Linked DNA regions of Mus musculus: region 1 is linked to region 2. The links are chromatin loops, found by intact Hi-C in ENCODE. Cell type or tissue: left cerebral cortex. All regions are shown on one strand. Each heading gives the region's core, and the rest is flanking DNA. Links, peaks and the distances in the headings are about the cores only. Region 1 overlaps Cdk5r1 (cyclin-dependent kinase 5, regulatory subunit 1 (p35)). Region 2 overlaps Myo1d (myosin ID).

The links. Peaks named below come from ENCODE experiments on the same cell type or tissue, not always from the same donor. Only the 100,000 strongest peaks of a DNase experiment are listed, where the experiment ranks them.
Region 1: a loop joins it to region 2, with 4 times the contacts of the local background. A loop is called at or near these places in 10 of 42 quality-filtered maps.

What each region holds. Positions count from the first base shown.
Region 1 is chr11:80,478,295-80,490,820 of GRCm38, forward strand. It overlaps Cdk5r1 (cyclin-dependent kinase 5, regulatory subunit 1 (p35)), which reads left to right. Exons shown (of 1, transcript NM_009871.3): 1 at 1-2,890. The coding sequence ends at 138. Myo1d (myosin ID) reads right to left here. Exons shown (of 22, transcript NM_177390.3): 22 at 3,833-6,088. The coding sequence ends at 5,932. Among named protein-coding and RNA genes, the nearest start is that of Cdk5r1, 7.5 kb to the left of the region's middle. In left cerebral cortex, for the core only: a CTCF peak has its summit at 6,118; DNase peaks (open chromatin) are centred at 2,363, 2,957, 3,201, 3,570 and 10 more places; H3K4me3 peaks cover 3,999 bases; H3K27ac peaks cover 7,882 bases.
Region 2 is chr11:80,607,917-80,620,442 of GRCm38, forward strand. The region is part of intron 16 of Myo1d (myosin ID); the gene reads right to left. It overlaps Gm38907 (a long non-coding RNA gene), which reads left to right and starts at 10,880. Exons shown (of 3, transcript XR_880037.2): 1 at 10,880-11,089. In left cerebral cortex, for the core only: CTCF peaks have their summits at 6,698 (motif pointing right) and 7,592 (motif pointing left); DNase peaks (open chromatin) are centred at 6,710 and 7,629; H3K27ac peaks cover 2,361 bases.

The DNA of each region.
Region 1 (12,526 bases), core at 1,914-9,913, 130 kb before region 2:
TCAGTTATCAACCTCATGAGCTCCAAGATGCTGCAGATCAATGCCGACCCACACTATTTCACACAAGTGTTCTCTGACTTGAAGAATGAGAGCGGTCAGGAGGACAAGAAGCGACTCCTCCTGGGGCTGGATCGGTGAGCCCCTGTAGCCGGTATCCTGGCTCAAGGATTCCACTTGTTTTTAAATTTTATTACTAAAAGAATCAAGTTTTGTGTACAGTATGTGTCTAGCAGAGCCACCAAGGGCCTCTTCCCACGTTCTTTCCTTGGGGTTTTTTTTTAGCCCTTTCAAGAACTCTGGGGACTTTCGAACTGATGAACCTTGCGCGAACCCAAAAGATGCATTCAGAGCCACTTCGGCTGCTGACCACTCACTTTCCGGGACTCAAGGGACTGACTTGCCCATGTCACCTGTACCCACGATGGATCCAGGGTAGATGAGGCTTCCCACTGTCCCATGATCGGAGCTGGGGCCCATGGCTGGTGGCCCTGGAGGAATCAGCCCTTTTCTGGGTATTGTTTCTCTTGAAGGCTCCTGGAGCTGGCTGTCCTGACTCAGGATCCAGGAGGTTGTGAGTGAGGCAAGATCTGCACAGCCCTGGGGCATCAGTGCAGGAGCCTGCAGAGACTGCTGATGACTGTTGACCATGCACGGCCCTGGTTTGCTGCGTGCTTTTTTAGGGAGAAGGGCTTTCCTTTCCTGGCAGGACAGAGCTCCCCTCCCATCCTTTTGTCTCTGCTCCCACGTTAGTGCTGGTTAATGAGGTGGTTTGCTCATTAGATTCCTCACCCGTTTTGGGTCCCAGCTAAAGGATGAGGTGAAGCTAGGGGCAGCTCCTTCCCTGAGCGAGCTTTTCACAGTTTGTACCCTGTGTACAAAGCCAGAACAGCGCCGGGGACCCACTAACAACATTGCCTTCTGGGCGGGTGGGTGTCTATGCCTGAGATCAGGTTGGTGCCCACTTGCATGCTAAGGCCTCTCGCTGGTGCCCGTGATCTTTGTTCTGTATCGTTGGGGGGAGGTGAGATCAGTCAATAGGGGTGTTGCTGTTTCCCATCCCTGCCCCCCCCCCCCAATTGTTAATTTTAAGCTGTTTCCAGGCAGCTCCGTCTCTTCCTGGAGAGGCTTTGCTCTGTGCAACCTACTGAGACAGATGCATTTGGGGACAATTACACGATGGAAGTGTGACCCCTGATCAGTTTGGAAGCTTGGTGACTGTGCAGCTGAGCACTTCCAGCTGCAGGGTGTGGCCGCCCACCTATCCCTGTCAGCTGCCTAACACACTCTGAACTTTAAGGGTTTTTCTTTCTAGTTTTCCCAGACTGGTGGCTTGGGGTTTGGAAGTGGTCCAAGAGAAGGGAGCTAGTCTTCTTGCATGGCCCTCACTCCAGCTTTGGGGAACAAAGAGCAATGTGAAGATACTGCGGAGGGTTTCCTCTTCCTCTCCTGCTGCCCACCCCCGGGGGGGGGTGTGGGGGGCTGGGGCTGGGGCTGGGGGCTACAGTGAGGAAGGCGGAGGTCATCTTGCATAGGATTAGGTTCTAGGTGACTGCCAACTTCTTGCACAAGCACTACTGAAAAATTGCATATAAAGATAAAGCTGTGAAATTGAGGTCTCAATGGAAGAGGCCCGGAGCAGAGCCTTTCAGCCGACGACGTACTCACAGAGGTGGGGAAGCGGACCTGACAGACTAGAGAGCCTTTCCCCGGCCCCTCATCCGGGTTCCTAGAGAGCCGATCCTGGGCCCTCAGATGGTCTGACACGGAGCTGGAAAGCCCTGCAAGGCTTGCTGAGTGCAGGCCTCGCTGCAGCCCATCCTCACATCCTGCTGCCACGGTGACCGCGCCTGGAGCCCCATGGGGCAGTAGGGAGAAGACCTTCAGGTGTCCAGTCTAAGCAGGAGCGGGCTCATCCTCATAGCCTGCCAGCCGCTGTCGCTGGTCCACTGAGCTGCGGTAACAGGATTCCAGCTTTGCTGACTGTTTCCTTCTCTTTGTACTTAATTTTTAAAAAACAAAACAAAACATTTTTTTTGAGAAGGTGCATATTTCAGAAGTGGTCGGCAACTGAGGAAAGAGCTTCCTTGGTTCCATTGTGAAGCCCGTGTCCTCTCTGCTTGCGCTGGCTCTCAGTACTGTGTAAAGGAACGACCGCTAGACTTAAGTGTTCGAGCAAAGAACCTATCTGACATGCTGCTATGAAGACACTTTTAGAACACACACACAAGATAGAAAAGAAAAAAAAAAAAAGAAAAATGTGAAAAAAATCTACAAAAACCCCTTTATTCTTGTTGCTTTTACAGTGGTACCGTGCATGCGAACCAGGAGAATTTTGTGTCTTAAGAAAAATAACCTTAGAGCAGATGGCTGGCCGTGAGAATCACGAGCGCCGAGGAGGAGCCACGGGAGGAGCATAGTTCAGGATTGGATTTTTCTCTTTTCCTTACAACCGTGAAGGGTTGATGTATTCTTTCCATGCAGTTATTAGAATTTAGTTTTGTTCCAGCAGTGTTAAACTTGCAATGAGAAGAAAATGTGCCATCCCCTGCCCAGAATTATCCATAGCTGTACATCCGATACTGCTAATTACACACATGTGATGTTTTTGGGTTTGTTTGTTGATTTTTTTTGTTTTGTTTTGTTTTTTAAAATGTTTATTTTTTTTGGTGAAATTTCTTCTGTAGCTATTCTTTGACCAAACTGTGGATACTGTTAATATTAATTTATATTTGTCTCTTTTTGTATGTATGTATGGCGTGTTTGTGAGTATGTATGGTTTATAATCTGATGAGTCATGAAGCTCAGTTTGGCTGTAATTTAATTCCCCTTCCCTTATTTTTATTTATTTTTGTACTGTGCTGATTCAATAAAATGCACTGACCATCCGTCACATCCTGTTTGTGGCCCCGCCATTTGGAAATGCAGTGGGGGCAGCTTTAATGCATGGTTTGTATGTGGGAAATCGGGTTGCAGGGAGAAGGGGACAGAGTTAGGGGAAAGGACTGGGACAGACAGAGGTGATTAAAGCAGCACAGAGGGAAGTCAGCTTTGGCGTAGTGACCTGATAGGTTCTCCCTGGGGCAGCTTAAGCCACAGAGGGCCAGTCAGGTCTAGGGAAGGCCTGGTCAGTACCGGCCATGTAAGTCCTTCTGGGCATCTAGCCTTAGGCTCTGTGTTGTCTTGGCACCAAGGCTGCCGCTCCCACTTTCCCCTGGGCCTTCGTGCTCAGTGTCAAGCCAAGGCCAGCAGGGGTGGGCAGGTTCCTGGTGCTCCAACAGTTTAGCTTTAGAGGGATCTAGCTCGGGGTCTCCCAAGTGTGCTGCTACCCCAGCTTCTGTGTCTGGTCTGCCTGCAGCTGGGAAGAGGGCAGCAGGAATCTTCTCTGGCTGGCTCTGCACCCACTGTTTGGAGCCCTGTGATCAGGGCTCCTCGCCTTGTCCAGGCGGGTCCCGTGGTCTGCCAGTGACTGCAAGACCCTGCAGTGCTGAGCCCCTGGGTGCTAGGGTGCCCTGGGGCCTCCACCTTATCCATGGCTCCTGCTCTTAGAAGAGGCTGTGCTGGGCTAACAGCTTCCGCGGCGATCTGTGCTGTCCTCTGTGTGTTTATTTCAGAAACATGGTCCCTTAGGATTCCAGAGCCCAGGCTTCAGAGTTCCTCGGCTGGATTCCGAGGCAGCCTCTTGCTTCTGGCTTCCTAATTTTTCTGTTCAAAAGCCTTGGCAAATCATCCCCGTTTTACATAATCTGTGCTTAATTCTCCTACCTTCCGGGATGGTAGTTGACTAAGCTAAATTTTCACTATTTTTCAATGAGAAACAGAACACCTTTAAAATAAGATTTAATGCTTTATTGCTCTTGATGGTAAATCAAAATATGCTTTAGAAATAAAGTTAATTTAATGGAAAATAGGAATATATGCACCAAACCATAAACTGCATTTCATTAACTCAAGAGACCCCTACTCCATGCATACAATCACTGTGTCCTCTCCTCTGCTGTTACTGTGGTCAGTCACACCCCGAATTCCAGGTCCCTCAGTGGCCACACACTGACTTCTAGGTCATAAGAAAGTGCGTATGGACAGGGCAGTCCTCAGTGGGAGGTTCTGGCCTGGGTCAGAGGTCCCAGACGACATCAGAGGGTGGGAGGAGAACCCCACCCACTGACCTGCAACTCTTTTGGCATGACCTGCTCTGGTGTGCATGAACACACTTGAGCATGTCTAGTGTAAAGCAATATGCTGGGGCAGTGATGGGGTGGGAAGGTGAGGTCCCAGTCACATGGTTCTGTCAGGTCCACCAGCGATCGATCCGCAAAACCTGGCTGGCGGCACAGCAGCCACTGCAGGGGCAGCTGACCAGGCTTGGAGAATGAGAACGGTTCCGGAGGGCAGCACGGCAACCGAGTTTGGTTGCAAACTTTCCTGTGTGTAAACATCCCCACAGCTCTGCAAACGGGGTAGGAGACCAGGTGCTGGACCCACCCTGGCCAGCCAGGTGACTCCCTCAGGCCCCGGGCAAGGCATAGGAGGATGCGCACAGGCACTTAGTGGGTTAGGGTGGCAGGGTGAGGATGAGGGAGCAGAGACTGGCCAACAGTGAAGAGAATGTGAGCCTGGCTCTGAGAGCCCTGTGGCTCGCTCCTGCCCCTTACAAGCCTTCCATGTTAGGGTTCCCCACAGCAAGCCTGTGCCGGCATAGGCCTCCTCCTCAACAGCTCAGGCTGGGAGCAGGGCTCTCAGGAAGACCTCTGAAGCAGGCATGCTCCCTCCTGGGCAGACACTGGCAAACATGCTGCACTTTGCCAGCAGGGCTCAGGCAAGGCTCCAGCAGGCAGGTATGTGGCATAGGTGGGCACCCTGGCCTGGCCTGCAGTGCCAGGACTCCACGTTCTTTGCTGCAGCTTTGTTCTACCTCCCACCTCTGGGTCCTGCGTGCGTTGGCTCTCTGAGAGTTCCAGGTCTCCAGTGGGGAGGAGGCAGGTGCAGCTAGAGGGTTAAGGGAACGGGCACGCCAAGCAGGGCCTTCTCCTTGCACCTCCTCACCAGGTCCTGACACTGCTTACAGCAAAGGGGGTGTCAGATTAGTAACCTGGCAATCTGCAAGAAAGCAGGTTACGATGGCTGTGGGCATGGGCTGTGAGTGAAGCCGACTCCTCGGAGTAGCAGCAGGGCGTCTCTCTGAGAGAAGTGCTTAGAAAGTCTGCGGTTAGAACCTTGGTGGCGAAAGATCTCCCAGGGACAGGCTCTGGGAAGGAGGGATCCAGGCTGAGCATGGCTGGGGGGTGGGCTCTGCAGATGAATCTGCTCACCTGGTGGCTTTGGCTGGCTGCTGGGGGTAGGGCTTATGCTGAGGGGCTCGGAGCTAGATCCCAAGGACTGCAATCATGTCGGGGAAGGAGGCATCAGGTAGGGGGTCACAGAGGAGGACTAAGTCCTACGCCCATGGATGCAGCATCCAAACCTCTAGGGGAAGGAATGTGGCTTTGGGCTCCAGGAACTGCATCCTGGGCTCTGTGCCTCTCATCCCTTTGCCGAGGTCAGCAGTGGCCAGTGGCCTTTTGCCAACTACAGGTACCGTCCAGTTGCTTGTGAGGTGGGAAGTGGTTTAGCTGTCAGCCCAGAGGGCTGAAGAGGGTCTTTGGTTTCCTGAGCGGGGGTATGGAAAGTTGAGAGGGCAGAGGCAGAGGCAGAAAGCCAGGTAGGACAACTCATGGGCAGGGCCATGAGAAGGCAGAGGAGCCCTGCCTAGCAGAGGCCCTTACAAGCTGATTTCTAGTGGCATTAGAGGGCAGACAGCGATTAGCTGAGCTCCTGGGATGCTGATCGAGGTGGAACGAGTGTGGGGATGCAGAGGACGAGTGAGGGCCTGCCTGCCTTTTGTGCCAGGCTCAGGCTCTTGCTCCCCTGGGCCAGGCCTCTGATGTGCAGCAGTCAGTTCCCGGGCACACTGAGGATGAAGCCCGAGCGGTTCTTGGTGAAGTCAGGCTGTGGCTGATTGAGCCGGGTCTCCACAGAGACGGTGCATTTCTTCCCGTGCAGGCTGCACTGCACCGGGTTGGTGACGTTCACTTGAAGGTGGCGCTTCTCACTGCAAGAGTAGAACAGACAGGCCAAGCGGCCAGTGAGTGGGCAGACACAGTGCTGTGGTTTCCTTGGCAACCCTCAGGGCCCTGCCATTTGCCAGGCTCCTGTAGGGTGGCAGTTTCAGGGTTCAATCCGCTCTCTTCTCAGGTGAGCACAGAGGTTGGAGGGGACCCAGAGGAAGGGGGAGGAGAGAGTGCACTGAGGTGTGTGCTGTGGGCAGAAGGATTGTTCATTCCAGGGAACCCTGTGTTCCCATGGACCAGGGAGGTGGATGTGGCTGAGCCATTCGCCACCAGGGCTGGATGGACTGAGTCATCTGGGGTTTGGGTGTCCCAGGAGAAAGAGCACCAGGGCTCTGAATCATGACAATTATCTCTGACTGCCAACAGGGAGATTAGGATTCCCCCAGCCCCTCAAGGAATGTCCGCCTTGAATCCATCTAGCGATTTGCCAAGGAGCCTGGCTGTCAAAAGTGGGTCTGAGAAATAAAGTGAATAAATAAAATAATGAAAAGAAAAATGGGTCTGAGGCTGAGTCCCAGGGTACAGTAGGCCTGTGGTCCCTGTTACCTAGGGAGCTGAGTTAGGAGAAGAGTAAGTTCAAGGCTTACTGGGCTACAGAGTGAGTTTACAGCTAGCCTGAGCAACGAACACCGAACACCGAGTGTAGACGGCCCCACTACCTGCCTGCTCCAGAGCAGGCAGGTGGATGGCATCTTACTTCCTGTCCACCAGGAGAGCCTGAGGAAGGCCATTTGGGGATGGTGTGGAAATGGGAGCCCTCGCCTCCAGCAACATACCCTGTGCTCAATGTACTAAGCTGCTGCTTATTATAAACACTGAGAAACTTGTAGGCTGGCACCTAGCGTGTGTGTGCACACGCCAGCCTGTTCCAGCACTGCCCCCTCAGCTCGGGCTGCATCCGTTGGGAGGAGAGAGAGAGAGAGAGAGAGAGAGAGAGAGAGAGAGAGATTGGCTTGCTGTTTTAGGAGCATCCAGTTAGGATGGGCTCCTTCGCTGGGGCTGCTGGGGCTGCTGGGGCTGCTGGGGCTGCTGGGGCTGCATGCCGGGGAACAGGCTGGGTCTCAACCCTGCTGGTCTCCTCAGGCTGAGGGAGCTCCCAGCGCTGACTGATGAGTACTGAATGGCCATATAGGAAGCCGGGGGTTGAGAGCAGCGCTCACCGGGCCCCACCCAGCCTAAACAAGAGCTCGCTGTACTTGCCAGAGCACTGGCTGGTCCAGAAGACCCAGTTGCTGAGGCAAATGATCAGGCTGCATGACATGATCCTGGGGATCAATGTGCTGAGCAGGGGCGCTTCCTGCAGCCCTGGCCCCAAGGCATGGTGTCTAGGGACACTCGGTGGCTCGGCTCACAGAAGGCCCCAGAGTTGGAGAAGCCGAGATGCTGGTTCCTGCCTGCCTCAATAGCCATGACTGGAGGCAGCAAATGGCACAGGAGAGACATGTGGGCATTAAGTACCAAACGCTTAATGTCTTGTCAGCTGCAGCTAGAACCTGGCTCAGACAGTTATTTTTAACTAGAGTTGGACAAAAATACCAGAGCCCATCCGAGGCAGTGACTCAGGCTCGTTCCCATCCCTTGGGAGCCAAGGGGGCTCTGCAGGCTAGATCCGTGGCCGGCCCTTGGCTGCAGCAGGTTATGCGTGGGTCCACTGTGGCCTCACACTGGACCATAGTAGGCACAGTGCCAGCTCTAGGGATGCCTCTCAACAAGATGGTTCCCCAGCTTGGTTAGCCTCCCTGCCTCTCCTGTCAGTCCAGGTCTTCTGTGTCCTGCTCTGCTTAAATCTTTTGGGAGGGCAGGAAAGGGGAGATGCAAGGAGCCATCCTGTCCTCCCCTCCTGGGGCTGGTAGAGCAGGGTGTACACTGGGTTCTCTCAGATTCCCTGGGGATGGATCCTAGAGGGGCTCATTCAGTGTCATCTTGAGGAACCACCATGCGGAGAGTCAGCAGCACCCTGCCTTGTTCCCGTGCTTCTGCGGGCCCTGCTGATAGAAGCCTTCTCAGTCATGGCTTGGCCAGAGCGTCATCAACAGGGTGTCATCAGCCATAGCCTTCCCTTTCTTTGGATGTTTAGGGAACTGCTCTAGTTTTGTGTGGGTCTGGGAGAGGCAGGAAGAGCATCCCAGGAGCTGGTAGGACTTTATCTGGAAAGCAGAGTGCTGGTGTCACAGTCTCGCCTGCTCTCCTTCCTTTCCCCCTTCTGTCCCAGCCTGGTGGAGTAAATGCTGCCCGGGACAGGAAGCAGATAGAAGGGGAGGAAGGGACAGTCTTGTTTCTCAGGAGCCTTGCAGCACAGGGCCTCCCTCCCTTCCAGAGGATGCCACTGTTGGGAGGAAGGCAGGGAACAGGGACCTGGGTTGTTCTGCACTGTGATGCAGGCAGCTCTGGGCCCCCTTCTTTGGCCTGTGCTGGCTCCCACGTCCCAGGGAGGGTCTCTCTTTCTGACCCAGGAAAGTGCGGGGCCTCCTCTCCTTTTCATGGGTAGTGCTGGGCTTCAGCCTGCCCCAGGGAGCTTGCTTGGAGTGACTGTGTCCTGGCCCTCTGGTGACATGGGAGGCGGTCACAGAAAGGCAAAGTACAAACACAAGGAGGAGCTTTTCTCACTGGTACACCCAGTCATGTTTCTGGGCCTGCCACCTCTACCCACAGCTGCAGATTCTGTCTGTGTCAAACCCTGAACTCTCAATTCCTAGCATTCCTCTCGATGGAGTGAGAAGCAATTAGGACATCTTGGGAAAGAAAGGATGCCATGCCTCCACATGCCTCCCTCTTCTTTCTTCTGAGATGAGATCTCACTGTATATAGATCAGGCTGACCTTGAACCTGTGCCTCAGCTTCCTGTCCTAGATTCCTGGGTCGGGTACTATAAGCCCAGGAGGCTGCCTTTGATTCATTTGGGACCTCTAAATTCAAGTCTAGGGCTACAGGCCTGGATTCCGGTCCTTGGGCTTGGGCAAGCCCCTGTGGGATGTCTCTTACAGCCATAAAGTATACGTGAGAATCTAGTCTTCACCTACTCTGTGGTGAGGGCAGGTTAAGAGTTATTTCAGTATTTACCTCAAGGCCCTGAGTCCCAGAAATACAGAAAATAAGTGGATGGTTGGAGACAGGGTCTTTTCCATCCTCTGGAGACGAATGTACAGAGTCATTTAGAAAGACATGAGCTCTGTGGAATGTGGGCACTATCCAGAGGGAGGGTCACTTCTTTAGTCAAGTGCTGAGACCCTCCACGAGAGATGGTTCAGGAGAGCCGCTTTGCAGACTTGGCGCATGCTCTCTGCACATGTTCACAGAGCGAGCGCCATCAGGCTCATAAGCCACCTGGCTGCCTCTGTTCTGAACGGCCCCCAGCCTGATGAGGTAGAGCCTGGGCATCCTCAGCTTCTGTTTCAACCTGACAGGGTTGGAGCCCTCATGTCATAAGCATGGATGTGCTTTGCCTATTTGGCCTACAGGCTGATGGAGGGTGAGGGGTCTCAGAGGACCTGCACACTGCCAGGAGGTTTAGGGGTGCTCCCGTACACATGGGCAATTCTAGCCAGGTCATTGGTTCTGGGCTTGCTGGGTCAGCGTGCTATCACAGGCTTCAGTCCCTCACACTGCGGATGGCTCCTCCTGGCATGTGGTTACTCTTGCCTCATAATGAGGGGGGCGTTGTGCTCAACCCACCCGCCGTGCTTCTCCTAGGCCCGAATCACCCACTCAAGAAACTCATTCCAGAGGCAAAGTAGCCAGATGGCTTGTGGAATGGGAGAGTCTCAGGAGGCAGGCAGTCCTCAGGAAAAAGAGTGCTTGGTGTTGTCACCGTGAGAAATGGGATGTCTGTCCCCAGGCGCCTGGTGGGTGATTTTTTTTTTTTTTTTTTGCCTCCCTTGGCCCAGCCCTGAATGAACCGGTGCCCAGCCATCTTTGGGAAGTTGCCGTAGGGTTTAGGAAGAAGAGGGGACTGCTGGAGCAGAGGAGCAGCTGTGGAGGTCACTGCTTGCCACCCACACCCTGCACAAAGGCAGAAAGCATGCATGGCTCTAGCGTCACAGTTCCCCAGCGTCCTAAACAATCACGACGTGGCTGGCCCAGCAACTCCACCCCCAGGTGTTCAGACCAGACCTTTGAATGTCAGTATCCATGGCAGAAGTATTGACAGAAGGCAGAGGCAGCCTCCTTGCCCATCAGTGGTTGTATGGATCAGCAAAGTGTGGTCTATCTATTCACTGGGATAGTACTGTCCAATCGACTTGTTGGAAAAGCAGTAAAGTATCAATACAGGGTAATAAACTTTGAAAGGAGCCAGCTCCAATAGGCCACATACTGTAAATGACAGGAAATACACCCACTAGACACATCAACAGGGACAGAGTAGCTGTTGTGAGGGGTGTCAGGGAGGGGAGGGACTTAGCTCTCCTTTGGAGTGGCAGAAGTGTTCTAGAGGCGATAGAGGCTGTGGCTGTACAGCACTGGCCACCGCAGGTGTGATGCTTGGTGTGGAGTGTTTCTACAGTAGGACGTAGAGGACAAAAAGGAGAAAACAGGGAAGTCCTTTCCTTTATTTTGTTCTGTTTGTTTAGTTTGAGAAGGGTTTCTCTATGTCTGTCTCCCTGGCCGTGTGCTACCACCCCCCAGCTTTAGGGGACGTTCTTATTTTAAGTTCAGCCACAATGACTGAAGTACAGTAAGACTGAACATGTTGGCTCACACAGTGAGATTCTGTCTCAAAACAACAACAAACCAGCAAGAGGCTTCGTGGGGCCTGGGCCTGGGGCAGTCCTAGCAGGCACAGGAGATTGGGTGCGGTGGGGCAGAGAGCAGGGACCCAATTCTGTCCTGAGCCACAGCACACACTGGGGTCTTTATAGAGTCAGAGTTAACAGAGAACAGAGATGGAGACAGGGTGTCTCCCTCTGATGGTGTGCCAAGCCAAGTGACAGCTGCTGAGGGAGGCTGGCTGTGGGGGGAGGGGCCTTTACTCCCCAGATTCTGTTACGGATTTAGTGGCTCAGCAAATTGTGGTATTTGGGGACTTTCATCTCTGTCATCTGTTCTCAGCCATCACTGCAGGCAAATGGCTTCTTTCCTTCCTCACCTAGACTCCCCTCTTCCGGTGGATGCAGTCGCAGTGCTAGCCGGGCACCCAGAGACACTGCATACAGGGGACAACCACATGTCCAGGAGCTGAATCAGCCTGAAACAATGTCCCTCAGGCCCCCGGTCATCTGGGAAATGCAGTCTCTAGACTGAAGCCAAGCCAAGAAAGTGACCCAGGAGGTTGCAGGCAGCCTGGGCTGGCTGGCATAGAATTGAGGTGCAGAACTGGGACTGTGTGTGGGAGGGTCAGAAGCAGCCGGTGAAGCTAGTGAGTACTCTCTGCTGTCTGGTCACAGGATATGGGCTGGAGAGAGATGAGAGGTACCTCTCGTGCTGGGCATCGACCCCCAGAGCCACACCCCACGGGATGCCACTCGCCCTAGCTCACACGGAGGGCTGCACGCCTGTAGCTCTTTTCTGTGAGTTCTGCTTCAGGATGCTGAGCCTCAGAGGGCAGCTCTTTCAAAACCCTGCTGGGGAAACGCTGCTTCTGTTTTGGTCAGGGTTGCATCACAGCTGCTTCTGAAGTGAGCTGAGGAGTCTGGCTCCTGTGTAAGCTGGAGACCGTGGTGCTGCACTTCCTGTCTGGGTAGCTGGTAAGGGACAGGGCAAAACCATACAGCAGTCACGAAAGCCTAGGGCCTCGGTCATGGCTAGGACCTGCCTCCACCCTAGCCTCAGCTGCTTTGGTGTACAGGCAGGGAGGCTCACTCCACCCGCTCTGTGCCCTTCTTTCTCCTTAAATGCTTCCACCATCTTCCCTGCCTAATTGACTGTCCCCACTGAGCACGCGCTGTCCAGAGCAGCAGCGCCCAACCTTCCTGATACTTCTGCCCCGATACACAGCGCCTCATGTTGTGGTGACCCCTGACCAGAAAATTATTTTCATTGCTACTCCATAACTGTAATTCTGCTACTGCTGAGAACTGCAATGTGAATATTCTTGGAGATAGGGATTTGCCAAAGGGGTGGTGAGCTACAGGTTGAGAACCTCTAGAAAGCGCATGCCAGTGAACCAGCCCTTGCATCCTATGCTGGGCATGGACCACACAGAAGAGGCCTGGTCATGTTGGCTGAGTGAATGTCCCCAAGGAGGTGGCATCTGGGCTGAGTCTCAAGGATGAACGGGACTCTCGCAAGAGCCTCCCCGGCTTTATTTTCTCCTTCTTAATTATTGCTGCATGTTCACTAGATTTTGTATTTACCACAGAGAGGTAGCACCCACCTATGTGGTTTTAATGACAGATAATGATGTAATCAGTGTCCCCATTCAAGCATGAGGTTCTAGCACATTCTTAACCACTTCTAAGAGATCCCTCAATACTCCACAGGCG
Region 2 (12,526 bases), core at 1,884-9,883:
CAATGACAGGATCTGACAGTTTCCTTGCAACTCCCATTTCAGGAAGCAACTGACCTTTTGGTCAATCTCAACATTAACCCCTTCAAAACCTAAAATTACAGTTATTTTGCAGACAAAAGAAAACAAAATGCTTTAGTTAACAGGCCCAGTAATTCTGAGGGATTGATATCAGGACTCCATCTTGTTCAAAAGTAAACACTCCGTGGTATTGAAGTGACTGCTTGCTTTTGTTTGGCTTTAGTTTCTTGAGAGCAAAGTTACAAAGCTGATAATTTACCTTTACAACCGGTCAAGTCAAGGCTACCTCTAAACTGCTTTTTGATAGAGAACTATAGTGTTTTTGTCAAGCCTTATGAGTTTGAAATGATCCAAAGTGGTGTCTTGGGATGTTTCAACTTTGCCTCCTTAAAGAAAAAAAAATTACCTATTACATTTTAGTGCCAGATGCTTACAAAATATCTCAGTTTTGAATGGTTCCCTAGATACTTGAAAACTCAGAACCAGCCAGAGATAAGTCTTTCTTTTGCAGAGTTTCCATTGTGAATTCTGAAATAGGCTTTTTACAATGCCCCTTTAAAAGGGGACTAACTATTCATTAAGTTTGGAAAAGCTGTACACTGAAATACCTATTTTGGAAGTTTACAACTCACATTAGCATACTAGATACCTTGAGACATTCTGGATATATACATTATATAATATTTATATTTTTGACACATACTTGACTACAGACATTTCTGTATACAGACACCTCATTTTGAACACAATCAGAATGCACCACTCTAAAACATGGTACTTTGGCAAAGGGAAAGAAACCAAGAAAAACAAATGTGGGAAGGTTCTCTGCCCTCCACCACCAAGCTTACTGTAAGGGAGAAGAATCTATGAGGGCAACCTTAGCTTCGAATCCTACCAGTGGGGGCAGATATAGAGACTGAAGTGACCACCTCCTGTTTCCAGGCAGGACAACTAGAAGAGGGAGGGGGGTATCAAGCCACCCACAAAACCTTCAATCTAAAAATTTTCTTGCCTACAAGATGTGCAGGGATAAAGATGGAGCAGAGATATGTATCAAAAGATGGCCTAGTCGGCCATCACTGCAAAGAGAGGCCCATTGGACTTGCAAACTTTATATGCCCCAGTACAGGGGAATGCCAGGGCCAAAAAGGGGGAGTGGGTGGGTAGGGGATTGGGGTGGGTGGGTGGGTATGGGGGACCTTTGGGATAGCATTGAAAATGTAAACGAGGAAAATACCTAAAAAAAAAAAAAAAAGATGGAGGAGAGATTGAGGAAACACCCAACCAATGACTGCCCCAACTTGAGACCCATCCGATGGGAGAGAGCCAACCCCAGACAGTAATAATGATGCTCTAGTATGCTTGCGGACAGGAACATGGCATGACTGTCTCCTGAGAGGCTTCATCCATCAGTGGACGCAGTCAGATGCAGAGACCCACGACCAAACATCAGGCAAAGCCTGGGGAGTCTTGTGGAAGAGTGGGGGATAGAAGTAAGCAAGTTAGAGGGGTCAAAGACACTACGAGCAGATCCACAGAATCATGGGACCTCACAGAGCCCGGGCCACTAACCAGGGAGCATAGAGGAGCTGGACCTAGACCCCAACACATTTGTAGCAAATGTATAGCTTGGTCTTCATGTGCGTCCCCTAACAAGTGGAATGGGGGGCTGTCTTGGTCTCTGTTCCCTGACATTTGACTCCCCTTACCCCCTACCTGGACTGCCTGATTGGGCCTCAGTGGGAGAGGATGTACCCAGTTTGCCAGGACTAGATGCTCCAGGGTGGGGTGACACCCAAGGGGAGGCTCACCTTCTCCTCAGAGAAGAGGAGGGGTAATGGGGGGGAGGGATTGGTAAGGGTGGAACTGGGAAGCGAGGAGGGAGAGGGACTGTGATGGGGATGTAAAGTGAATAAAAACAAAAACTAACAAACAAAAACCCCTATGTTTTCTTCAACTGAGTAAATTCCTTAGAAAACCACACCAACATTTTCTAATTTTATAGCTGTTTTATAACTATGGTAGAGAATGTCCTCACTTTTAGGAAACACATGATGAAGTACTATGAAGAGACATAATATCTGGATTCTCTTTAAATAGCCGAGTGCATATGCACACAAAAACAAAAATCTGATACAGCTATGTCTCTGTGTATATGCTTACATAGATATATGCAAAGAGAACAAACATGACAAAGCAAATATGGGAAAAGCATTTAACACTTGGGGCAGCATAGAAATTCTTTATATTAACCTTGTAAGTCTATAAATCTATAATTATCTCAAAATAACAAAATTATTTTTAAGTGATAGAGAAGAACAAATTTTTCATAAGTGAGATGGTCTTTATATATGTGTGTCCACATAGGTGTGTATACACACACACACACACACACACACACACTCTCTTAAAGGAGTAGGCCAATGAGGTTCGGCAGTTAAAGGTGCCTTCTGCCAAGCCTGAGGACTTGATGTTAATCTCTGGAACACACATGGTGGGAGGAAAGAACAGACTCCCAAAGACTGTTCTCTGTTTTCCACACTTGTACAACGGCACACATAGACATAAACACACAAGCAATAAATGCACAAAAATTAAAGTTGAATCAGCAAGATCTAAGCGTTATTTATCTGTGCTTTCTGAACACAGGTGGGGGCATATGCAGCAAACTGAAAATAAGTGCTTGAGTATGTAAATGAGCTTAGGCTCGTTAAACAGATTGGAAATTAAGAATGCAAAACTTATTTATTTATTTATTTATTTATTTTTATGGTTTTCCGAGTCAGGGTTTCTCTGTGTAGCCCTGGCTGTCCTGGAACTCACTCTGTAGACCAGGCTGGCCTCGAACTCAGAAATCCGCCTGCCTCTGCCTCCCAAGTAAAACTAATTTTTATTTACTCTCTTCTGGAGTTACAATGTAGAGTACTACACAGGGCTATACTTATACTAAGCCACTTAGAACCTGAGGAGAAGAGAAAAAATTAAGAATGCAGATCTTACTTTTATTTAAAATCCTGATCTTTTGTTTATCCCCTCCCGTTGACTAGGGGCTTTAAACATATTGTGATGAAAATAATCTGCCTTGATAAGTTTTCTATCAGTCTTACTCATCCAACCCTAGTCCTTCACGTAAGACAGACTGGACTCATCAGCTGGCAGACAGAGGGAAGGAGAGAGTGCCAGGCCTGTGCTGGCCTCTGAGTAAGGTGATTTACACACAGCATCTCATTAATTCTCTTAGTGGTCCAGACAGGCGGATGTTTTGTACTCTGCAGCTTACAGTACATACGGAAACAGTATCTCAGGCTGCTCTAACTCCAAGAACTGATCACAACTGGGAGCCAGTGACCCTATGCAGGGCAGTGCCCTTCATTTGATTTCCTTCTGAGAACGAGACCTGAGCTTTCTTGACAGTCAACAGGAGTGCTGGTTTCAAATACAGCCTAGTCTACACTCTTCACGTAAAGACAGGCAGTCCCCAAATCACCATGTCTCAACTGACTCGCTCTCTTTCTACAGCACGAACACAACCTTGTTCTGATTTCATGAGAAAAGGTTCACAGTGTTATGGTAAGATAGAGGCAGACACGAAGAGGGACTTACACACTGCAGCTATGATGGCACTTACCACAAAGGCACATCAGGGTTTGCTGACAAGCTTAACTTATAGTTATAAAGGGATTTTTGTTTCGTTTTGTTACTTAGGGCTGTTTTCATTATTTACCAATGGATTGCTGTGAGGAATTATACATCAGAAGACGAGTTTTCATAAGAGAGTGAAAGTTCACTTTGGCAAATAGCTTTGATAAATGAAAATATATGACTCAAATTTTTGTAATATAGAAAAAGTACACTAAAAAAAAAAAGAAAAAAGTACACTAAATATTGGCTGAGCAATTTCTACTTAGTACTCTTAGAAAGTTAACTAAGAATTAACTATGAACACCATTTTGGAACAATATGATATTTGAAATTGGTAATTATTTTACTTCTTAGCATACAGGTCCAATGAGATACTAAATATTCATCAACAATAACTTGTTTTTAATAGGAAAAAGAACAAACAACACTTACTATATACCTAGAGGTATCAGAGTTAGACTCCAGCAATAATACTAATTATCTTTCTGGCAACTTAAGCTTCCACATCTAAATATAAGTTATATTTTTATTACTCTATTAGTTGGGAAATACCTCGTATCTTTATAAAACACTGGCATTTAGATTATTTTCTCTTTCAATCTTTTCTGACTTATAAAATGTTCCTAGAAGCAGTGGGGGTCTTATTTCATTCAATAAGCCTGTGTGGTACATGTGTCTTCTGGAGGGAGCACAAAGGAAAAACAAGATACCTGGGTTAGCTTAAGAAAGATTCAGTATTCCTGAGGTACCTGGAAACAACTAACTTCTTAAAAAACCTAACTTCTAAGTTAGCAGGCTACAGTGATGCCTGCTTCTGTTCACTGAGGCATTATCCTTAGTAGTAGAGACACAAAATCAACCTACTGTCCACAGCCACAGAACATGGTGTAGACACACATGGAATTCTAGTCTATCACGAAGAATGAGATGATCTCTTTTTTTTTTAATTAGGTATTTAGCTCATTTACATTTCCAATGCTATACCAAAAGTCCCCCATACCCACCCACCCCCACTCCCCTACCCACCCACTCCCCCTTTTTGGCCCTGGCGTTCCCCTGTACTGGGGCATATAAAGTTTGTGTGTCCAATGCGCCTCTCTTTCCAGTGATGGCCGACTAGGCCATCTTTTGATACATATGCAGCTAGAGTCAAGAGCTCCGGGGTACTGGTTAGTTCATAATGTTGTTCCACCTATAGGGTTGCAGATCCCTTTAGCTCCTTGGGTTCTTTCTCTAGCTCCTCCATTGGGAGCCCTCTGATCCATCCATTAGCTGACTGTGAGCATCCACTTCTGTGTTTGCTAGGCCCCGGCATAGTCTCACAAGAGACAGCTACATCTGGGTCCTTTCGATAAAATCTTGCTAGTGTATGCAATGGTGTCAGCGTTTGGATGCTGATTATGGGGTGGATCCCTGGATATGGCAGTCTCTACATGGTCCATCCTTTCATCTCAGCTCCAAACTTTGTCTCTGTAACTCCTTCCATGGGTGTTTTGTTCCCAATTCTAAGGAGGGGCATAGTGTCCACACTTCAGTCTTCATTCTTCTTGAGTTTCATGTGTTTAGCAAATTGTATCTTATATCTTGGGTATCCTAGGTTTGGGGCTAATATCCACTTATCAGTGAGTACATATTGTGTGAGTTCCTTTGTGAATGTGTTACCTCACTCAGGATGATGGCAGGAAAATGAATGAAACTGGAGATCACATGCTAAGTGAAATAAACCAGACTCACAAAAATACAATGTGGATCCCACATTACACACACACACACACACACACACACACACACACGGATGTAGAAGGGCCTATTTGGGACAAGGATGGAAATGAGTAGGGAGGAGGGCAGAAGGGGGAAATAGTGAATGCGGTCAAAATACACAATATATTTGATTGAAAGTGTCATGAAGCCTACTTCTTGACTTTAGTTCTTTTTCAACATGGAGTCTCACTATGTAGCTCTAGCTGCTTTAGAACTGACAGAGATCCACTTGCCTCTGTCTCCTGAGTGTTGGGATTAAAGGTGTATGCCACCATGTCTTTCAGTATTGTTTTACTACAAACCCCTTTAAAAGGCTCCAACTGTATAAAGTGTCCAATACTGCAGAGCAAGGTTGCTGCTCGGGAATCCAGCACTGGCGAGGTGGACAGCTCCCTGGCCGGCTCTGCAGGGAGAGGCTTCAGGTTCTTCCCTGGAAAGCTGACCATCTAGGGAATCTACCACCGACCCCAACAGCTCCTGATAACACATACACGTTATCTCAAAGGTCTCTCTTGCCATGGCCTAGGAGGCGATGGAAAACAGTGCACTGGTACTCATCCTGTGTTCATGCAGAGAATCATCCTTAATGTTCTTCTAACCCATTCATTGGAGCAAGGTCCCTCAATCAAACCCAGAGCTTACTGATGCGGCTAGTTTCCCTAGTGAGCTTGCTCTTACCTTCTGCCTTCAGCGGCTGGAGTTACAGGTACCCTACCCAACTTCTTAGCATTTTACATGGGTCCTGGAAATCCGAACTCTGATCCTCACAAACTACCAAAAAATTCCCCAGCATCCTCCCACCCAATGTTTTCAGATAAGGTCTCCTTGTGTAGTCCCAGCTGGCCTCCAGCTCAGAATCCCCCTGCCCCCACTTCTTGAATGATGGAATAACAGGCTTGCAGCACCATGCCTGGCTTGACTTTTTTTTTTTTTAAACTGTTTCTTCATGTTTCTTCATCTTTTTAAAAAAAAAAAAAAGCCATCCTGTACTTAGAATTTTACATAGTAAAATTTTGCAGAAGTTTTTGTATAGAAAACCAGCTAGTCTTTTATATTTCCTGAGACTACACTTTGCCCTTTACGACAACTTTGATATAGTTATTAGTTCATGAAAATAAAATATGACAAGAATTTTACTCAGTGTTTCTGAGGAAAACTAAGACAAAACAAAACGCCACTCCTGTGTCTTCTGAAACTGCCCAAGGATTTAGCAGTGTCTCTCTGAAACAGTAAGCCAGGTTGCTGAAGTTGCTAGTTCCAATCTTACAACCATGAGGGGGCGCCAGACGGAGCAAGAAGGTAGTATTCTCTGTGCCAATGTGAACTGCACTTTCTGTTTCTGTGTAGCGATATACTTTGAGAATTAAGAGTGTTAAGTTTGGGGCAGGAACAGCTGTCAACATCTGCTTTTCTCAATTCTCTGGTTGCTGCTATATTTAGAAATGCTGTTCCTAGTCTAAAAATCAAGTATATGTCCATAAAATAATTTTTATGCTTTTCTTAAGATACAAGCTACACAGGGATGAAAGGGCTTACAACCAGGGCTTTCTTTTCTCTCATGCTCACACCAGGAATGGCAGTTAGTAGGGTGCATTCTACAGATTATATATGATTTAAAAGTGTGGCATGCCCATAAGAGCTCTAGATTCTTTGGAATGCAAATTAGTTGTCAGGTACAGCAGATGGGCATAATCGGTGAGTGGGCAGGATGCTAATAGGCTCCTTCTGGTCAGGGACTAAGAAGGGTTAATATCAAATTACCATGAGAAATCTCTGTGAAACAGATGTAAAAGCCGCTGAGGAAAAGGAAGTCACTGGGAAACAGGCAGGGAGATGAACTGATATGAACAGATACACAGATGTGTGCACCCACATAATACAGTTATTTGACTATAGAAGACTTAAGCTATAGTGGAGAGTCTGCCAGTCAACACACCAGCCAAGCCAGGAGTTTCATGCAAAGTCAGGAACACCTACCTCCAGTTCAGACGGCCTTTCTAATAAACCCCAGCACTAAATTGCCTATAGCCATTTCTGTTTGTGATCCTGAGAATTACATTAGGATCATCAAAATCTACCTCTCTCTTTTTTCTCACCCCTCTTGACTGCTTGTGATGAATATTTCATGGAACTCCCTCATAGCCGCCCTCAGGTGTCCTTACAGAGAACTAAATCCAAACCCAGGCTCCAGCTGACACCCTGTGTGGAGATAAGCCCTGCTGCACTGAGCCTTGAAGGAACAGCCATGTGCAAGGTGGTGGGCGGGCAGACCCAGCCAGCAGGCTGCAGGGAAGGCCTTCAGATGCTCGTCTTGCTTTGCAGGCTTTGCTTCAGTGTTTCTCTGGTCCATTCCCTGTTCTCTTTGATCTAGTCCTAGGGTCAGCTCTCCTTAGAGAGGTCTTTGCAGAGCATCCTGGCTCCATGCATCCTGGTCCCGAGGGACCTTCCTCCACAGCGTTACATAAGCTGAAGTTATTTCTTTGTTCACACCTTTTGCTTCACTTCTTGGCCAGAAGGTATATTCCACAAAGACAAGATCTATTTCTGCTTCATTCAGGACTGGATTTTCAAAGAGTGCCTGATGGTGAATGAATCATTATTGGTCTGAATAAAACAAATGCATTTATTATACATGAGAGTTGCTTGTCTGAGAAAAGGTCATGAGAGTCTGACCTGCAGGGAGGGCCCAGTAACTGTGTGGTTAGCAGAACACAGAAAGAAAAATTCACCCCGTCACACAGCCGTGAGGAAGAGCCAAACCACTCAGAAACAAACGTTCAGGACAGTAGAGACTTGGCAGCAGTCATGGTCTTCAGCAATGGAGAACTTCAACAGCAATGTTGATAGCCACAGTTCTAGAGCAGTCTAACAGCATGCTCTAGAGCAGTCTAGCATAGACAAACATCAACTTGAAAGACCACTGGCCCCTGACATAGTGACAAATGGAAAAGTCTGAGTCTCGTTGAACATTGCTTTCCCAGCAGAAGGATTTCGTTCAAAACACAAAATCTTTACCTTAAGCTGGTTCCCAGTATAGAATGCAGAGATTCTAAATTAAGTGCTTGCTTACCTACCTGTTCATTTCAGTTTTAGGATTTTAATAAAGAACTATTATTTTGGGTGGGGGCAAAATTCAGTGCTCAAGTGTCATTCATCAAGTGACTAAGGAAAATGCAGACCTCTATTCTCCCTTTTGTAGAGAAATGACTGAGGAGGAAGCCACGAGCTCTACTGTGTAATTTTTCCTGCCTTCACAGGGCCTATGAGAAAATTCCTTTTAACACTTGAATAAAGAGGATGAGACTGTGGGGGAGACTAGACTTCTGTTGTTTGGTTTCTGTAAAACCAAAATAACAAAAATTATTTACTAGTTCTATACTGGTTTTGAAATTAATAAAACTGTAATTAATAACATCACATCATATACCAAAGTTATTGACTAGACCTAAAGTTTATATGATTCAGTGAACTTCTATTCTTAGGATTATATATTTTTTTAAATTATGTATTCTTTTTTTCTTCTTCCCCCCACCCCCCCTTACTTCTACTTACTCCAGGTCCCGCTCACTCCGGGCCCTGCTTGCTCTGACCTAGGGTTTTTTGTTGTTGTTTTTTTTTTTTTTTTTTTTTTTTTTTTTTAAATTTGTTTCTCATTATGGATGGTTGTGAGCCACCATGTGGTTGCTGGGATTTGAACTCATGACCTCCGGAAGAGCAGTCAGTGCTTTTAACTGCTGAGCCATCATCTCACCAGCTCATATTCTTTTTTCATATATAGGAGTGTATGAATTTTTTATTTTCAAGTTTTTAAAAATAAAGTTTATAAAATTAAAATATATATATGTGATGGTTTGTATATCCTTGGACCAGGAAGTGGCATCATCTGAAGGTGTGGCCTTGTTGGAATAGGTGTGACCTGGTTGGAATGGGTGTGTCACTGTGGGTGTGGGTATAAGATCCTCACCCTAGTTGTCTTCCACTAGCAGCCTTTGGATGAAGACATAGAACTCTCAGCTCCTCCTGTGCCATGCCTGCCTGGATACTGCCATGCTCTCACCTTGATGATAATAGACTGAACCTCTGAACCTGTAAGCCAGCTCCAATTAAATGTTGTTTTTTATAAGACTTGCCTTGGTCATGGTGTCTGTTCACAGCAGTAAAACCCTAACTAAGACAATATATTAAACTTATTTAAAAGTTCTGATTCCAAAAAAGAAGCCATTTTTGGGTTAGACTATATTAGCTAGCTCTCTGATGCTTTTGGTAGAGGTTTCATGAGAAGACATGGCCATGAACAAAGCCCCAGCGTTATTACAGCTGCTGTGAGAATTTCTCACTCACACCCCTCTGGAGAGGTGACCCAGCAGGTCTCTGTCCTTCCAAAGGGCCATGGATTCTGAGATTCTCTCATTTGAACCTGTGTAAGCAGGGAGGAGGGAGGGTATAGGGAACTTTCAGGATAGCATTTGAAATGTATATAAAGAAAATATCTAATAAAAAAATAAAGAAAAAAGAAAAGAAAAAAAAGAATCTCGACTTTCTTTACATTTGGAAATATCCAATAAAAATGGAAACAGAGTGCATGTGCAGAAGCAAACTTTCCTCCCAACTGAGGTAACAGGTTTCAGGGATTAGAAAGAAGACATCTTTTAGAGTCCATTATTCAGCCTATTGCACTACCCTAGAACTTAGTGACTATAACAGAATTTGTTTCTTCTTGTACCTGGAGTTGGACCAGTCTCACCTACATGCAGGTTGGTGCTATGTGTGGATTATAGGATCGTGTTCTTTTCATAGAGAGGCCTGAGAAGACAAGGCTGACATAGGTATATTTTAAGCTCTCTGGGTTGTACATCCCACTGGCCACTGTGTGGTGATCATTTCTCTCACCTTTTCTGTTTCATATACTGCGGTTGACAGGAAATCGGAGAGCGCATGCCTGGTGGGAAGCTGCCGTTTCTTTTCAGAACACCACCACCCAGGGAGGTTTCTACTGTGCCAATTACAATGACTTATTTTCTGTTTTTCACTTAGGAGGCACATGCAACTGAAAAACACCTCCGTGTTGCTTGTCTGTTCCGAGAGGAGCACAAACACTCCCCACTGCAGACTGCAGAGGTCAGGGGTTACTTACCCACTAGATCCCACTCTCTCTTAAGAGAGATGAATCTCAGGTTTTCCCTCTAGTTTTGCTAGACAGGGTTCCTGAAGAATAGCGAAGAACCCCGCACATGACTCTACAAGTGAAAACCATTCTGTAAATTATTTGTTAGGTAAATAGACCAAAGACAGTTGGTTTGCTAAACAGCACTGAAGAAAATATTGACTCAGGTGACGCAACTTAGCCCAGATGTTTCTGACCAAAGAAATTATACAATATTTATAGGCAGACCTTTTAAGAGGTTGTTGATATTAATACGCTACATATTTTAATGGCAATAAATAGTCCAAGAGTTTATATGATTAAAGCTTTTAACACAGGTTGAATATCCTGGATTATCTGGCTGGAGCCTAAATGCAGTCCCATAATTCACAAGACGGTGGCAGTGGGAGACCTGAGGTACAGGAGCAGACAGCACTGTTTCCATGAGGGCAGATGCAAGAATAGAGATTGGAGTGATGTTCCCACAAGCCACACACTGGTGGAAGCTATCAGAAGCCACAAGAGGTAGGAGACTGATTTCCTTCACCACCTTTGGAGAGAGCACTGTCTTGCTCTCTGCTTGTTTTTGCTCAATAAACTGAATTAAAACTTTCTGTTAGAAATATGAAAGAATACACTTCTGTTGTTTTAAGCCACCGCATTTGTAATAATCATTTCCAGCAGTCTTTGGCACTAATTCACATGGTTATATGGCATAGCTATGGCAATAACTTGATTCAAGTCCAAATCAGCAATATTGGTATTAATAACAACAGAAAGTAAGTAAATTACTTACAGAGTGCTGAAACTATGTTGAGTACACTGACTCATCTAATAATTGTAACTATACCCCCAAGTACGGTTTTATTTTCCTTGTACACCTAAGAAAACTGAGGCACACGTGATCTAATAAGCACGCTGTCCTATGGAGTGGAGACTGGAACTCAATGTCTTACAGTAGACTATAGGGAGAACCCTCTGTGGCTCGGAAGAACCACAGTGGACGCTAGAAATCAGCAAGGTTTGTGACTCTTCAACTCAGGAAGCATAAAACCTTTAAGACTATTTTCTCAGTCAAGAATAATTCTTGCACATACTAGTTCCTTCATTTGCTTGGTATTGCCGAACGTACACAAATAGTTGTTAAGAACTCACTAGTATCTGTAACATTGTAACAGGCAATGTGTGGGTGGCCTCCCGTGGAATGTACACTTGCGCGTGTCATTCCTGCTGACCTACTGCTAACCGAGCTGAAGATATACATGCAAAGGAATAAATGGCTTAAGACTTAGACACTGGGGGAAAAGTACAGGCATTAAAAAGGACAATAAGCATTTTCTTTTGAGCAAGATTCTTATAAATCACGTAGCTGAGTAAGAGCTTCTCTGCCCTGAGTATTTACAACATACGTTAGGGCATTTACACCCACAGCACACTCCCAGGGGTCATACAATCCCTAGAACATATGTTTTGCTCACTCAAGAAAGCAAGTATCAGCTTTAAAGAAATGACCTTGAATCAGTCCTGCTTACAACTCATAATGTAAGAGACCCCCATGTCCTACTCACACCGGACATGGGCCTGCTTTACCCACCTCTATCATTTAGAGACAGAAGTGAGGATGACAGAAAGCCGGAATCTTGTAACCAACATCAGGCTCAAGGGCCTTCCCTCCCACTGAATTCATCATCTCAGCCCCACAAATGACAAGCAGTGGAGAGAAGTAAAGATGGCCATTTAAAATGTTTCACTGGGAGGCTCTGGTGGAGGGCAGTGTCATTTGAAGAACACTGAGAACAAGGCAGGTAGCATGTGTAAAAGCATGGTGATGAGGTACGCAGTACAGGTTGTGTCTGCAGATCAGTGGCGAGAGACAATGGCAGCCCACGGCATGGGAGGAGATGCAGCTGGTTGAATGAGATGCTGGAAGAGTCTGCTTTTAATTTTTAGGAGATGGAAGGG